2 separate regions of the Mus musculus genome follow, and region 1 is linked to region 2. A link is a loop called in an ENCODE intact Hi-C map of the cell type or tissue named here. Cell type or tissue: heart. All regions are shown on one strand. Each heading gives the region's core, and the rest is flanking DNA. Links, peaks and the distances in the headings are about the cores only.

Region 1 (8,825 bases), core at 408-8,407, 83 kb before region 2:
AGATCTACATTCTTCAAACAAAATTGGCGTAACTGTTTCATCTTTAAATAGCAGTTTGCTGCCATTTATATTCATCTGAAGAAGTCACTATTGTGTATATACTCAAGGCTTCTTATTTTTCTTCTTTTCTAAATGCTCTTGGGCATTATTGGGCTTGCAGAGTTCCCTTATTCTGGGGTTACAATGCTTTTATCGTTCCAAGCTTCATCTTAGCTTCAGAACAAACTGTTAAAGCATGGTTTTGCAAAGGACAGTTCTGTTTTTTTTTTATTGTTTTGGTTTTGGTTTTGGTTTTTTTTTTTTTTTAATTTGGAACAGGTTACATAGGAATATGAAGTATGCTGTAAATAAAACTACAAGCCAGTGCTTTGTCTTAGTAGTTTTAAGAAATTAAAGCAGACTTAAGTTTCCTTGTATTGAAAATAACCTATGACTGTATGTTTTGCATTCCTAGAAGCAGGTTAACTGTGTTTGTAAGTTGTTATAACCACACCTTTTTGAAATCTGCCCTACAAAATTTGTTTGGCTTAAACATCAAAGCCATGACAATTTGTTCTTGGATGTGATTGTATTTCCAACTTCTTGTTCATGTAAGATTTCAATAAAACGTAAAAATCTATTCAAAAGTTTCTCTGTCCAATCACATTAGGGCAGTGGCAAGGCCTGTGATTGGACAGGAAAAGGGAAGCGGAGCTAGGAGTTTGGGGGACAGGGAGAAGCCAACATGGAGGCAGACTAAGATGATCCTGAGCCCACGTGGGTTTAAACAGCCACAAGTAGCTAAGATGTTCACAAAGTTAGAATAATTAGGCTATAGCTTTATCTTTATCAATTGGCTATGAAATTATTGTATGGGCATCTTGTAAATTGTTATCTTATTGTTATATAAATCTGATTGGGTAATTAAGCTTTAAGAGTCATGTTTCTACTGGGTAACTAGGTGTTGAGATGGCTGATCGTGGGGGTGGAGGGAGCATTGCATAGAAGAGAGATGAATTAGCTAGCTGGAAGAGAGTAGTAGCTCCACGTGAGAACACACCGAGCTGGGCCCCGCCAGGACATAGTGTTGTAGCCCACTGGGAACACGGACCAGTGGGGCAGGAGAGATGGCGGGTTGACTTTTTAAATATTTCCCGAAACAACAAGTCAACTTATGAAAGACAGAGAACAGCTCAAAGAGATAAAAGCAAGAACACAGACAAATACTGCAGTCATCCTCAGAAGGGTCAGTCTCAGTCACCAGCTGCAGATTCGAGCTTGCTAAATGAAATCCTACAGCTGTTTGTTGCTTAAGGTTTTCCATGTAGCCACATCATCTTCCAGGTCTCTCCATTTATAGGAAGGATACCAGAATGTAAAACAATCATTCTCTTAACTACAGACAGGACCCAGAACCCCAAGGGCTTCTGCTCCTCTCTACCTTCATCAGCACCAGTCTGGAAAATACAGTGACTCCAGGACTCAGAGAATCTACTCAAGCTCCTCTCAGGCCAAGCCATCAGGGTGGGTCACTCTATGGCAGATATTGGTGAAGAACATTTCTGTGACCGGAATCTGAAGATAGGCTTACTAGTGATACAACCTAGAAAGAAACACTGAATATTTGATTGTATGGTACCAGAAAATATAAATAATTTCTGATTATCAGCTTTGCAGGCTACGAGAAGCTCAAAACCACTAAAGTAAAACGCATCTCCCTCACCTCCCAGCACTGTCTTCCTCCACAGCATGCTGCCATGACAGACACACAGTGGGGAAGCACAGATGTCTATCCCAACCGCTATGTTCACTGCAGTCTACTTACCACAGCTGGGGAACAGAAACAACCTGCCTGTCAATGTTAAAAGACAAAACGAAGCTGTAATTAATTTATACAATGGAATGTTACTCAGCCAAGAAAAGAAGAGGTTTCTGCCAGTTGCCACAATATTGAAGAACCTGGAGGACATTATGCAAAATAAGATAAGCCAAGAAAGAAAACAAATATCATATTTCATTTATATATGAAGTCTAAAGCGAAATGACAACCACACAGAGGGAGAGAGTGATGGTGGCTACCAGGGTGGAGAGGGGGGAAAGAAGTGAAGAGACATGGGTCCAGAATACAAAACAGGCCTCTGGAGTTATAAGACAAACAAAGAGAAAGATGGAGAATAACAGTAATTAATAACAGGGTATTGTATTCAGAGATCTTACTAAGTGATTATGGCCTCTCTTGACATGGGGTAGGGAAAGGTGAATGAATAACTGTTGGGCAATGACTATGCTAAATTCTTTTCACTATAATACCCATTTTATTATATGTATATATTATTCTATAGCACATTGTATATGTTAAATATGCACAATAAAATCAACACACAAACACAATGGAAAAGAATATTTGTCTCACTAGTGTTTATCCACCAAAAAGAAGCATCTTACATCTCTTAAAACTATCCAACAATGCCTGCACTGTGCTCCATCCAAACAATGGAATTCTATCTAGTCTTTAAAAGAATGTTAAAAAAAAATCATAACTGTTGCTAACCCTTCAAAGCCCTTCCTCTCAGCCAAGCACTACTGTGAGCACGTGGCAACTGCTCCCTTGGATAACTCACAACTGTATGAAATAGGAATTATTAGTGGCCCCAACTTTACAATTGAGGAATCTGTAAAGTAATTATTTCAATCAAAGGACATGTCCAAGGGCCAAATGACACTCAAAATTCAAATGCAGATGAGCTAACATCAGAGCTCACTCTGTGGCTCTTACATATCAAAACAAATGTTAATCATTTACTATTGTGGAAGACAAATAGACTTTAAAAACAGGTTAAACATGAGACACACAGATGTGTATCTATATATACATGTGTTCCTGTACAAGCAAACATGCATTCACGTACTCACACATACCACATACACATTAACAACTAAAATAAAATAGCTTGAAAAGTTGAATTCCCATTCAATAACAAACATTTAAAAGATTATATAGCTATATGTCTTAGTCAGGGTTTCTATTCCTGCACAAACATCATGACCAAGAAGCAAGTTGGGGAGGAAAGGGTTTATTTGGCTTATACTTCCATGTTGCTGTTCATCACCAAAGGAAGTCAGGACTGGAACTCAAGCAGGTCAGGAAGCAGGAGCTGATGCAGAGGCCATGGAGGGATGTTCTTTACTGGCTTGCTTTTCCTGGCTTGCTCAGCCTGCTCTCCTATAGAACCAAGACTATAAGCCCAGAGATGGTCCCACCCACAAGGGGCCTTTCCCCCTTGATCACTAATTGAGAAAATGACTTACAGTTGGATCTCATGGAGGCATTTCTTCAACTGAAGCTTTTTCTGTGATAACTCCAGCTGTGTCAAGTTGACACAAAACTAGCCAGTACAGCTATACAAAGAGAAATTATTGCAAGGCTAAATAAACATACTATAATGTTAATAATAGTACCTCTAAGCAGTTACAATAGTTACTTCCTTATATTTTTCTATACTTCCTACAATTTCCATAATAAATATTTATGCTAATTTAATGAGGACAATGTTTTTTAAGACAAAATTATTTGAGTAAAATAAGATCAACAATATGACCTTTGTGCAGGGCTTTCTGTTGTGAAAGGTGAAGAGAGTAACCAGCTCTCAAAGGACATGTCCAGATAGATCTATGATGAGGACCATTTTGCCTCAGAAGAAAATGAGCTTCAGACCCATTAGTGAGTACTAGGCAGATGATAGAGTGCTTGACTCAGGCAGGAACCTCCAACTTCTCAGATCTACTCCCTCCAGAATGTCTATAAAGAGATGGTATGCATAGAAAGTCAAGTTGAGTACCTGAATGCCCTTACAGAAAATGTCATTTGTCTGCAACAAATTATAAATCATTCCTCTCTCCACCCCTCCTCCTATCTCCGTGTAAAGACCTTGGGCTGGGTTGTTCTGGAACTCACTCTGTAGACCAGGCTGAGCCTCAAGCTCACTGAGATCTACCTGCCTCTGCCTTCCAAGTGCTGGGATAAAAGGCGTGGGTGTGGTTTACAACTCATTAAATTTAGTCCCAGAATGGCCTGGCAATAGCAAGAGGACACTTGAGTAGATTTTATTTTCAGTGGACGTACAACTTTGCTAAGAAGAAAAGGCGGGGAGGGGTTCGGATGCACCACTTCAGGAAAGAATTGTGTATATGTGACTTATGCAGGGTGTTCCACATTAGCTCTGATGAAGAAGCTGCTACATGCAATGCTTTTCGTGCATGGCTCTCTTTTTCCAGGCTGTGACAAGTCTGGGTCACATTTGGTGCATCCTCATAAGCGCCTGTGGAGACCTGTTTTCAACTTCCAGTCCAGTCTGGAGTTCCCAAGGGAAGTTATTACTTCGTTTGGCCTCACTAGCCCAAGACTTCACAGTGATTCATGTCTAGCAGACAGGGCTGGCCATCTAAATAGTATGCTTTTCTTGACCTTTCCCACAACCACTCCTAGAACCCAGGGAAAGCTGCCTGCCCTAGAGCAGCCACTCCTGTGGCCCCCACCCTCATTCCCAAAGGAGCTTCAGGAGAGCTTCCCTCCTTCCTACTGCCTTACATCGCCTCATTGCTGAGGCTCTGGCTACCTTAAGGTGGCAGCTCTGAGCAGGATTCTTCTTGAGCTCAGAAATAGTGCTTAGATTTAAAGCAAGCAAGCAGGCAAAGAACCTGTTCAAAATATCTTCAGTTTGTATTAAGAAACAAACATGTTTTTCATTGAATCCTACAGTTTCAGTTGCAATCTTAAGAGTCTTCAAGCAATCTTCAGGGCTCTTAAGAGAACAGGCCAAACAAATGCATAAGTATTAAACTGAAAGAAAGTATAAGACACCAGCTGCCAGAGTTACAATAGCCCTGGGTCCTCAGAGGCTGGTGCTCAGCTGCCAGGTGAGCGAAGCTTTCTTTGAAGCAGCCCCTCTGGGCTGCACCTTAAAGATAGGCTGGGTTTTCACAGACCAAGCTAGGAAGGGGAGGCAGGGAGAATGAAGTAGATAGATGGAAAAAATGGAGTTGTGAAAGAGTGAGCCTTTGGGTGGCAAAAAGTCCTGTTTCTGTAACTGAGGGATCCTGTAGCTAAGATGAACCTAAAAAAGATGACATGAGTCTATTGTAAGATGCACTCGATTGCAGAAATGTTTGCAATGTTTTTTATATAAAAATACACGTCTTGATGAAATCACCTATGTTGAAATTAAAAAGCATTACACGGTAGAAGTTCTCAAAAACCAGGTAAAAAGGGTAGATAATAAAAACAAACAAACAAACAACACCAGGGAGCCTCCAAAGGCTTCTAAGGAGAGGTGTAATGTTATGCCTACAGAGTTCTGGTTTCTTGGATAAGCCTGGTGTGGGATAGTTTGTGTTAGAACCAGCACACTAATATAGGTGGAGGGCACCAAAGGAGGGTGTGGGAATGGAAAGGCTTAGACACCGGAAAGTTTATGTGAGACAACTTCACAGGGAGGCAACTGAATGAGAAATCCAAGATGGAATGAAGAATCTTATTGTTTCCTTGGTGTATATTTTTCTTCTGAGAAATCTTTCTTTCTGCCATGGACCTGCTGTGTAATCCAGGCTGGCCCTGAACTTCAATCTGCCCTCCTCTCCTTCCCCCTCCTCCTCTCCCTCCTCCTCCCTTTTCTCCTCCCCACTCTCCTCTCCCTCCTCCTCCTGGATGTTGAGATAAAAGGCTTGTGCTTACCACACCCTGCTCATCTTCTGATTTTTACTTCATAATGCAATTTTTAAAAATTCTTTTCTTCCTCTGTCTAGTTTCAAAATATGTGAGTCATCAAAGCAAGCAAGCAAGCGACAGTCAAACACTGTAAGAGACATTGCAAGCCATAGGGGCAGGACTCAGTAATGGTGCTTGCCTATCACATGTGAGACCTACATTTGAACCCCAACACTGCAAAACAATGTTTTATGTCCACCTTTAGAGTGCTAACCTTTGCTTTATGTATCTCAGTCTATATTTTCATCCATGTTAATCTATCCATTCAGAGACAGAATAGAAGACTCGGCAGCCTCACTCTCCAGCATCCTCATCCTCTCTCCCACTCTATGCAGAGCTTTGGTGGTATCACACTTAGAATTCTATTTGGGTGTTAGATTCATACACGTTTTATGCCTAGTCATGGATGCTTTTGTGCTGTGCAAAAACATTCCCCATTAATAGGAGTAATTGGAAGCCAGCAAAAGCATATTGCAACCACCGGGACTTTGGTCCTGCTAATTCCTAATGACCTAATTTACAGCTGCTTCAGGTTTCAACTCCTCGGTAAGTACTACTTCCCGAAACTTTATTTTAATGTTCTTGCTCTTAAATTCTCATGATTGGATTAACATTTCCCCATCGTCGAATTAAGGTGTTCCATTCCCTTCTCTGAGAGAAAGTCAGAAAGAACAGAGATATGTAAGAAGTGTTTTGAAGAAAAAGGACGGCTGCCGATTACATTAGCAAAAGTTATGGGGGGGGGGGTTGTTCCTGAGTTTAGAAAAGCTAGTGGCTTAAGAGACAAATGCATAGTTAAAGCTAAAGCCAAGAGGCAAAAATGAGGTGACTCAACTGGTATAATCCTTACATTAGCTTAGAACATTATTGAAACTTTCAAAAATAAAAAAAGTAAAAGTGTTGGGTTTTACAACTTTGCTAGGCATCTTCCTTTGTTCCTCCAGACTGACTTACTATCTCCTTCACTCTGCTTTGACTCCAGAAGATGTTCTTAGGATTGCTGTCAGTACTCCAGCTTTCTACCTTAGTACTGGTTCAGAGTGGGTGAAGATGGGGGTGCTATGGAGAGCAGAGGTGAGGGAGCAGTGAATATTTATTCTCCAGCACTCTGATGCCACCGTGCCCAGTGTTGGGGGATTCTACTCCCAAAGGTCAATATTATTGTTAGAACCTGGTAAAACTCGTTCCAGTCCCATGTCAGACTTATGGGATAGTAGCGGCTTCTCATTGTTACTAAACCCGTAATTACCCGTAACCACTACTCGAACTTACCGTAATTTCTGTAAAACAATTTAATGGCTTATAAAGAATGAATTACTAACAACTCTCCACTACCCATATGGAGTATTACAACTCTTTGCCAACTGATAGGGAGCCCTGAGACATTCAGTAACCCTGTAGCTAGAGAAGCAAAGGCAAAAACAAATGCACAAAGACACCATAGATGGACAAGATCAGAGCTTTTGGGGACCAATGGGGACCTATTGGGCTGAATGATTGAGGTGAAGCTGGCTTTTATCCATGTAAAGAGTAAGCATGTCCATTGCACAGACCCCATGTGGGCAATAAACTGAAAATACAGCCCATGGAAGAGGGGGGTTATTTGTTTGTTTTGTTTGTTTTTCTTCTCCTTTTGGATTAAAGACCCATTTAACACTGTGCTTTGCAGTGTAGAGAAGTCTGAGTCAGGCTTCTGTTTTTGTCAGGAAAGAGAACAGTAGTCTAGAGAAGGAAGCAAGCATACCTTGGTAAGGAATGCCCGGTGAAGAAGCCATGGGTCTGAAACAGACTGCCTGCATTCTAGCCCCACCCTAAAGCATATTCATTATCAGGATGCTCCCTCTAGATCAAAGGAAAACGGCTCACCTTCCTAAAAGGAAGTCCAGGGAAACAGAACAGTGGGCATCAGTGGGGAGAAACGTGTCTTTGATTGAATAGTCTCTAAATGTAAAGGCTGAGAAGTCCAAAGGGAAAGAAAGCCTGGGAGTGCTCTGGTTTAGAGTCAGGTTGTGCCAGCAAAGCTTCAGACAGAGTTGGCAGCACTGCAAGAGCGGCAATTTGCTCTTGAAGGAGGGCTGATAGCAGAGAATGATGGGCTGGTTTTGGTATAAACTGAAGGACGTTTTGTGTTGGCAAAAACTGAAAAGTTGGGTACATATGGGTTATAGTAGTTTTAAAGGGCTAAGTTAAGGTGTCTGGCAAATCAGAAGAAATTTGTTGGTAGAATCTGAAACACATTCCTGATTTTTTGAGAGTGATACTAAGAAGTTCCACAGATTTCCCTGGAACTGCTTCTGGGGTCAAAAGGTATGATTTGTGATTTGATGGGAATTATTTCCCATGTTGGAGAGACAAGAATAATTTATGGATTCTTTACAAAGCTGATGTGATGTTGTGGTTCCTATTTTGGAATCTTATAAGGAGCCAAATAAACTCTCCTTAGTCATATGAGCCTTGAAGGTTTACCAAGAACTTACCCTCTCCCTTGGCAAGCAAAGGGCCCCATGTGCCCAGGGAAAGAACACCACCTGACATCTCTAATGCAATGTGGAACCTCGTTTGCTTTATATGAGCAGTGATTCCAGGCATCATCCAAAAACATTGCTGCAAATTATTAATTCAGATCAGATGCAGTTCCATAAATGTTTTGCAGCAGCTCAAGAGGATAAATTACTAAGTAATAAATGCTGGCTCTCATGTAAAGATTAATTTCTCCTGTCCTTGAAAAGTGTCAATTAAATTTTAAGGGTCTGACTAGCCTGGTATCTTAAAGTTATATCCTGAGATATTGAGAGTTGAAGTCATATGGTCTTGGGACAGGAGAAGGAAACAGTGGGTAAGAAAACACTTCCCAAGCATGAGGACATAAATTCAAATCATCTGAACTCATGTGTGTGGTGAAGACACAGAGACAGACAGACAGACAGAAAGACATGGATAGAGAAAAGATAGACAAACAGACACGCACAGAAAGAGAGAGAGAGAGAGAGAGAGAGAGAGAGAGAGAGAGAGAGAGAGAGAGAATGTAGGCATGCCAGCGTGTACCTGTAACTCCACTGCTATGAAGGACAAAGACAAGATG
Region 2 (8,000 bases), core at 1-8,000:
TAATACAAAAATTCTATCTATATGAATCTATTTAGATAGATTTTTTTAAAAAAGAGTAGAGTGATTTTATACACTGATAATCTTTTTATCACTTATTCACTGGTAAGTCTTTTTAAAGCTTCTGTACTAGGATTTTCAAGAACACAACTGATAGAATGAATATACACATTGAATAAGTATTACATTTTATTTATATATATATACATATATATGTATGTGTGCATATATATATATATGTATGTATGTATGTATATATGTATGTATGTGTAGAATGGCTTACAGGCTATGGTCTAGCTAGTCCAATAATGGCGGTATCCCAACAGCAAGTTCAGGAGTCTGGTAGTTGTTCAGTCTATGAGACTGGATTCTCAGCTGGTCTTCAGTATACTCTGGAATCCCACAGGTGTAGGTTCTTAATGGCAGTGAATGAATGAACTTAACAACAAGAGTGAAGGCAGGCAGGCAAAGAGCGTGTCCTTTATATAGGCTGCCAGTAGAAGATGTGGTGCACATTAAAGGTAGATCTTCCCACCTCAGAGATCCAGATTACAGGTGGGTCTTCCTACTTCAAATAATCTAATTAAGCAAAATCCCTTAAAGGTGTACCCAGCCTCTTGGGTTTTAGTTAAGCTAAATGTTGTCAAGTTGACAGCCATCACTCTTTGTTTAGCATACTTCCATCTTGTTATAAAGCAAAGGCCAACAAATTCTCAGACTTTGGTCCATCTTGACTTTAATCTGTAAATAACAAAATTAATAAGTTTCCTTGTTGCTGACTGATACTAATCAGTGACTTTATATTTTTTTATTTAAGATCTTAGCAAAGCTATGTCTCAAGATGGTGCTTCTCAGTTCCAAGAGGTCATTCTCCAAGAACTAGAATTATCTGTGAAGAAAGAATTAGAAAAAATACTTACCACAGCAGCCTCACATGAGTTTGAGGTAAGGATTCAATAGTGTCTTTTGCTTTGTGTGTCAACATGCATAATTGCCACCAGTGGTGATTCTCCAGCCTGAAATGAGCACAGGATGTAACATCAGAAGTTAGCACTGTTGAACACTCACAGATCGTTAATATTTGTTCATAGTACAGCTACTTTCTTTTGTTAAAAAAAAAAACTGAGGAAATTTTCCAAGTCCCCAAAAGAGCATGGACAGGATTACAGTTTATGTTGTGTTTGAGTATCATTGGGTATAGAGATGGTTACCATGTTTAGTCGGATCTGTAACAAGCCATGTCCTCTCTGTGCCTTTTGCCCATAGCCAGGTCTAGCAGAGCTGTGCTAGAGCTCTCAGTTTTCCAGGTCTAGCAGACCTGTGCTAGAGCTATCAGTTTTCCAAAATCGAGAAGCTTTACTTTCTGTCAGTACATTATCTTTTATTTTTCAATTCAATTTGTACTTACTGTTTTGAGGTTAGTTATGTTTTATTCCCTTTTTGTTCTTTTGGTGAGAATTTATTTGCACTCAGAAGTAGTGAAAGATGTTGGAATGTAATAAAAAATAATGTTGAAATTCATAGGGACTAAAATTGTTCAGAGTACAAGACAACTGACTAGCAGGTGATAGTGGAGGGGTTGGCGTGTTAAAAGACTCCTTTAAATATAGTTCCTTTTCACTTTTCTACTTCAGTTTTAAACAGGCCTTAGTATTTTTGCCCTTCTCTATATTCTAATAGTGTAAGAATTTCACTTAAAGGTATTTTTAAAGTAATAGTTTGAATCTAGTTTTACTATGTATTAAACATTTTCTTCTATTTTCATAGCACACTAAAAAAGATCTTGATGGATTTCGGAAGCTATTTCATAGATTTTTGCAAGAAAAGGGACCGTCTGTGGACTGGGGTAAAATCCAGAGACCTCCAGAAGATTCGGTAAGTTTTAGGTAAAGCATAAGAAACTGGGTAATTTGAATGTTGGTTTTACTTTGTAGGTGGGTTGTGAAGATGTAACAGAACCTTCCTAGCAAACATACTGATTTCAGTTTGTGGTCCTTCATGTTGGGTGTGGAGGTAGCCGACCTTTAGCTTAAGGTCTCATCCCCCTGCAGCATTGTCCCACTTTCACACATTGTAATTAGCATCCATTCTACTTTTGTAAAAAGCATCCCGTTTGGATTTCATGTTGTTCTCTCTTCCAACCATTAGATTTCTTTCTGCCTTAAACTTTGCTCAGGCCTTACCCAGACTTTAAAGCTCTCTCCATGCTTTCAGGCCATTTCTGTAACCTTGTCTGCCCATGCCACCAGCCCAGCATACCTTTTGTTTTCTCCTCCCCTGCTTCTAGAGTTCTGCATAGTTAATGGTATGGGATCCTCACCTAACAAACTTCCTGTGTGTTATGGAGGCGTAGCGCTGATGTCTGCACCTGCCATGGGCTGCTAGCAGAAAGCCCCACTGAGGAGGGATAAAGGGCAGGATTAGGTGTTTAAATCTGAGCTCCAGTACTTTGTTTTATGTAAAATGAGAACAGTACCGGGTGTTTTGTGTACTTCACAAGTTGTTAAGATGATATATGTGAAAATAGATTACCGTACTTGAAGCATTGTATGGGCCTGATGTTCTTGCCACGTGTAGTGTTCATTTCTTACACTGCAATCTTGCTTTAACACTTTTAAAATATGATTCAGTGCAAACTAACTGAAGTGTGGTCCCAGTGTACCAGAGTTTGCTGGGGCTCAGGCCTGCTCATCAGTAGCAGTTTAAGCTAATGGAGTCAACATTAGATTTTTTTTTCCTAGTGAGAAAATCATAAATAAGTTCCTGCTTAGGAATACTCTTACTCCCATGTGTAGAAAAGTACCTACATTTTTAAAATTTAGGCCATTTCTTTTCTTTAAAAATCTCTCATTAGTTGCCTTGAGTATATTATCTTATTAGTAACACTGAAGTTAGAATTTTTCTCACTGGGTTGGCGACATAACTTAGTAGGAAATGGACCAGTGCTTGCCATGTGGGTCTAAAGACCTGAGTTCAGGCCCTAGAACCCATATTAGAAGGAAAGAATGAATCCTAAATGTTGTCTTCTGCCCTCTACACATGAGTAATGGGTGCACATGCGGGTGCACAAACACACACACAAATACACAAATATAATAAAAACAATTTAAAAAATTCCTCTTCTTTATAATGTCAATGATAATGGGGGACTCCCTTGTTTTGGTCTTTGTTTTACTGTCCCTGACACATTATTTATTATGATTTATTTCTTCATAGTTACATAGCAGAATTAATATTTTCTTAGCCAAAGAAAATGAGAGAATTCTTCTAGATAGGTATGCTCTTTAAAAAAGAACTACATGTAGATTCATCCAGTTTTTTAAAATGTTTGAGAACAGACCTAACACAATGATAGATTTAGTCACTCTAAGTACTTGGAATTTTTGTCTTGGATTTATTTATAATTGAATAACCTCAGTTGATTATTGTGTGGTGGGCTCCAGCAGCAGACCTGGGAGCCCTGCTGCTTTCTGGACAGTTACTACAGAGCCTGATATCAGCTAAGTGCAAGGCATTGGCCCCTTTGTGCAGCAGCTGCCCACGTGCAGATCCTGGTCCTTGCAGGTGGGTTCCATTGATGTGCTGTGCTTTAAAGTGTCAGTTGGTAGGTTAATGCTGAGGACGAGCCAGCCCTAGAAGCACCCCTTTACTAACTAAACCTAACTAAACAGAGAAGCAAAGGTCAGTCTGAAGTCTGCTCAGTGACTAGGATTAGCTGGGAGTGTACAGTGTGTCCTGTAGTCTCCGCTGCTGTGCACAGAGCCGGAGTGTCACTTGATGCCGAGTTATAACGTACTGGGCAGCATACTGAGAGCTCATCTTTGCCTCCTCTCCTTGTGCCAAAAAGTAGAAAACATTTACTTTTATTTATTTCGTTTTACAGGTACTACCTTTATCAAAAAGATTCTAATACATTTTTTAAAAAGACCCTCAACTGTCTAATCGGTAGCAGATTTAGTTCTAAAGATGTGATTTTCTCATTTTTTTAACAGAGCATTTTTAAAAAGATTTATTTATTTTATTTATACGAGTACACTAATCTACAGACACACCAGAAGAGGGCATCAGATCCCATTAAGATGGTTGTGAGCCCTGGGGATCCAACCCATAAACAACCACCAAAACCAGACACGATTGTAGATGCCAACAAGAGCTTGCTGACAGGAGCCTGATATAGCTGTCTCCTAAGAGGCTCTGCCAGTGCCTGACAAATACAGAAGTGGAGACTCACAGCCATCCATTGGACAGAGCATAGGGTCCCCAATGAAGGAGCCAGAGAAAGTACCCAAGGAGCTGAAGGGGTTTGCAGCCCAATAGGAGGAACAACAATATGAACTAACCAGTACCCCTAGAGCTCCCTGGGACTAAAGCACCAACCAAAGAAAACACTTGTTAGGACCCATGGTCCTGTGAAGGTTATATGCCCCAGTGTAGGGGACTGCCAGGGCCAGGAAACGGAATGGGTGGGTTGGTGAGCAGGGGGCGGGAGGAGATAGGGGGTTTTCGGAGGGGAAACTAGAAAATGAGATAACATTTGAAATGTTGGGCCTGTGTGCAAGCACCTCTGCCTCTTGAGCCATCTTGTAGGCTTGCATCTGTTTTTGTACATAGTTAGGAATATTGCTGTGGTTTGTAAGTAAAGTTTCATTGAAAAATAGAGATATGTACTTCTTGTCTGTAGCTCCTGGTTTTTGCTATATTTACACACTGAACAGTTAAAATTGAGGCAGTATAGGTTACTATAACACTTAAAATATTCAGTGGCTAAGATACATTTAATAAATGCTGATTGATTGTAGCAAGTTCAGACTGCTGAGCTGTACAAGGGAATTTACAATTTTTTTGTGGAGAACGCAGCATTTGTATATAAAACATGTTGGTTGTCTTTTTGAAGAGCCACCTGTAAAAGCATTAAAAGCAATCTCTATAGGATTTTAGATATAATTTTAGACAGTACCCATAGGGTATTTTCAAAAGAAAAAAGTTTTAAAGGGGATCTTCTGGATAAAGGTTGTCTATAGCTTCTGAGTATCATGCTAATGCAATCTGCCCATTATTATTGCTGTAGAACAATTAATCAACCTGAATTTTGTTTAGTAGCACATTGATTTCTGAAGGCTCTTTACCAGTAAGTTGTTTAGGACATGGCCTTCCCACCATTAATTTAATTTCTTGCAAATAAGAAGTTACAGCTTGTTTTGGAGAATTATGACATACATACATTTTTATAATACCTTGCATCAACAACCTTCCAGTAGGTGATAGGGAGAAAGGAAGGATAAGCAACTGATAAGGATGAAAGGTATTAATTCTGTGTGCTGTCAATTTATACCAGCATTATTTAATAAACTAATAACTTGCCTGTTGGCTTATCAGCTGACCTGTGCAGATCTTGTCTGCTGGACCTGGGATCTGAGGACCTGAAAAAATGGGATGGACCACAGTCTAATGCCGTGGACAACTGTACTTCAGTTTCAGTGTGCTTTTATATTCAAATGTAACAAAGCAATGATCCAAGGAAGGCTGTTTGAGTTTAGAAAAACATGTACATAGAGGTCAGTAAGCACAAACTAAATACTAACTATTAACAGACCCGTCCTGTCCCAGAAGTTTCTCAGGACAGACCAATTTAAACACAATTGCTTGGCACATACTGTAGATTATATCTAAGATGGCATGAAAGCACGGCAGAAGGCCAAGTCCAGATTCAGGGTACACTGACCAGGTTGGGTTCTATAGCTATGTACTGACATCCAACTAGAATAGACATCTTATAAACTGAATACAAATGTTTGTCACAGGAGACTCAGAATCACGTCCAAGAGTAGTCCAGGGAATAAAATGTACTTGAGGTAAGAGGCCATCTGCCTTTTTTTCTTGGAGCCTCTCTCACAGTTCCCCAAGGCATTGTTCATCATGGGTCATTGTTTTGACCTTGTTCTGACTGCCACCTGACCTGTTTCAGGTGTTAAATTTCTTACAGAATTTAAACAAGGGTCTCCAGAGAGCAACTTAAATAGTAGAGCCAAATCCTCAGTAGTAATGAGCAGATAAAAGCAAACTCAATTGACATGGCCCCAAATTTAAAACTTTGTTCTTTTAGCTTATCATGAAAGTTAAGCATTCACGTAAGTATTGATAAGATGAGCAGCAGAGAAGAATGTCATCTGCATATCTAATTCCCAGCACCTCAGGAAATTTAATGAGCATCAGGCTGTAAGTGCTTTATGCCTTAGTTGTAATTGTTCCCCTTGAGCTTGTTTTAATTTTTTTCTTCAAAAAGGGGCCATTGATCAAGCTAATTGATTTATTCCTGCTGTGTGTGGGGCGGGGGAGGGGAATGGAGAAACAAGCTCTTGCTGCACTGGCTTAGCTCCACCTGCCATTGTCAGGCGATGCATCGATGCGTCGGACACTGAGGCCTCTGAGTTCCAATCACATCATCTTTGAGCATGCTGTAGCAGTAAGTGACTCCTGGGCAGCTGGGAAGCTGGAGAGGCTATGGAGTCCATTCCACCTACTCTGCCAAGATACTTATGGCAGAATTTTTTTCCTTTCCTCTGTTTTTGTTATTAATTTTCCACTCTTTTACCTATGCTCCATACCTCTGTGGTAAGAGGCCTGGTATCTTACCTTCTATTTCTTTTTTTTTTTTTTTTTTTTTTAACTTTCCTTAACCTTCTCTAAGGGTCATGCCCCATGTTGGGCCCTGGTTATAGGGGGTTTCTGCAAATGCCAAGACCAACAGGGTATCAGACTGTGTAAGGCAAAGAGGAAGTCCAATTTAACACAGCCTTTGTTGGTTCAAACTTCAAAAGTCTAACCTTTAGCAGTTTATTGTAAGTATATATAAGTACAGTACAATTTGGAGAAAAAGCTTGCTGGTGTCACAAAGCCCCCTATGCACGAGGAGGCAAAATGACATCAAAACTCTTTTCAGAGTACATGGCACTTGAGATAAGCTACATATATTATCCTAACGGCCTAGGGGAGGATCTGAAATGGTTTTGGTCATACAGATAGTGTAGTGGTCATTTGGGCTCCTTTGGGTCCAATTTATGGGAGCTTGGTATGCCCTGGCTCTACAGACAGCATAAATCACCAAGTTATTAACCTCCTCCATCCCAGTCTTCTTGGTGGAAAAACAGGCTAAAACATCTCTCTCTTTGGAAAGACAATCCAGGTGTTTAACATTCCTGGTTTCCTTAGTGCTTATCTTTGAGGGCAGGGTCCTTTGTGTTCCTAGATTTGCATGCGTGTGTGCATGCGTTGGAGGTGGAGAGGAAGGGAAGGAGAAATGGAGAAAGAGGGAGGAAGGGAGGGAGGGAGAGAGGGAAGACTGAAGAGAGGAGAGACAGCAACCACTGGACACCATGGTGTGCATGTGCAGGTCAGGACAACCACCAGCATTAGCTTTGATCTTCACTTTCCATCCACCTAGATCTGTCCTAGACTAGCTGCTCGAAGCTTCTGGGCCAGCTAGTTTCTGTTTCATCTCCAAAGACTCATGCCCAGCCACCAATTGTATCTCATGTAAGTAGTTTATGTCATACAATTGAAAAGGAAAAATAGGTCTGTGGTTCTGCTATCCTACCTCTAGATCTCTAATCCACCATGAAGGAATTTCTACTTATAAGGGGAGAATTTTTATATGAAGCAAAGTGATCCACCCATACCTACTCCTTATACTTTCTGCCCTGAAATTATTTGAGAGAATCTTTTACTAATCCTTTTTGGGGGTTGGGATTCTTCAGTTTTGAGCAACTGAATATCCACACATCCCATTTTAAAACCAGGATAACAGCAGAATGTTCACACCAGGTACCGAAGCTTGAGAGATCTTTGTAAGAATTTCAAGCCCCCATAACATTTAGAATTATGTGTATGTGATTTGTTTTTTCCATAGTAGACAGTAGACAGTCAGTGTTGCCATACTCCCATAGGAGACCATGGCCTATGAAGGTTAAGAACTGCTGTCTTACAGATCTGGTTCTGCACATCTC

What was found. Peaks named below come from ENCODE experiments on the same cell type or tissue, not always from the same donor. Only the 100,000 strongest peaks of a DNase experiment are listed, where the experiment ranks them.
Region 1: it touches region 2 in a loop (2.9-fold over the local background); 7 of 42 quality-filtered maps call a loop at or near these places.

What each region holds. Positions count from the first base shown.
Region 1 is chr11:21,429,639-21,438,463 of GRCm38, reverse strand. It overlaps the pseudogene Gm29812. Among named protein-coding and RNA genes, the nearest start is that of Ugp2, 63 kb to the right of the region's middle. In heart, for the core only: a CTCF peak has its summit at 4,599; a DNase peak (open chromatin) is centred at 4,433.
Region 2 is chr11:21,347,221-21,355,220 of GRCm38, reverse strand. It overlaps Ugp2 (UDP-glucose pyrophosphorylase 2), which reads left to right. Exons shown (of 10, transcript NM_139297.6): 2 at 815-942; 3 at 1,765-1,872. Among named protein-coding and RNA genes, the nearest start is that of Mir1933, 6.5 kb to the right of the region's middle. In heart, for the core only: CTCF peaks have their summits at 4,303 and 4,610; no DNase peak of the experiment used is centred there; H3K27ac peaks cover 340 bases.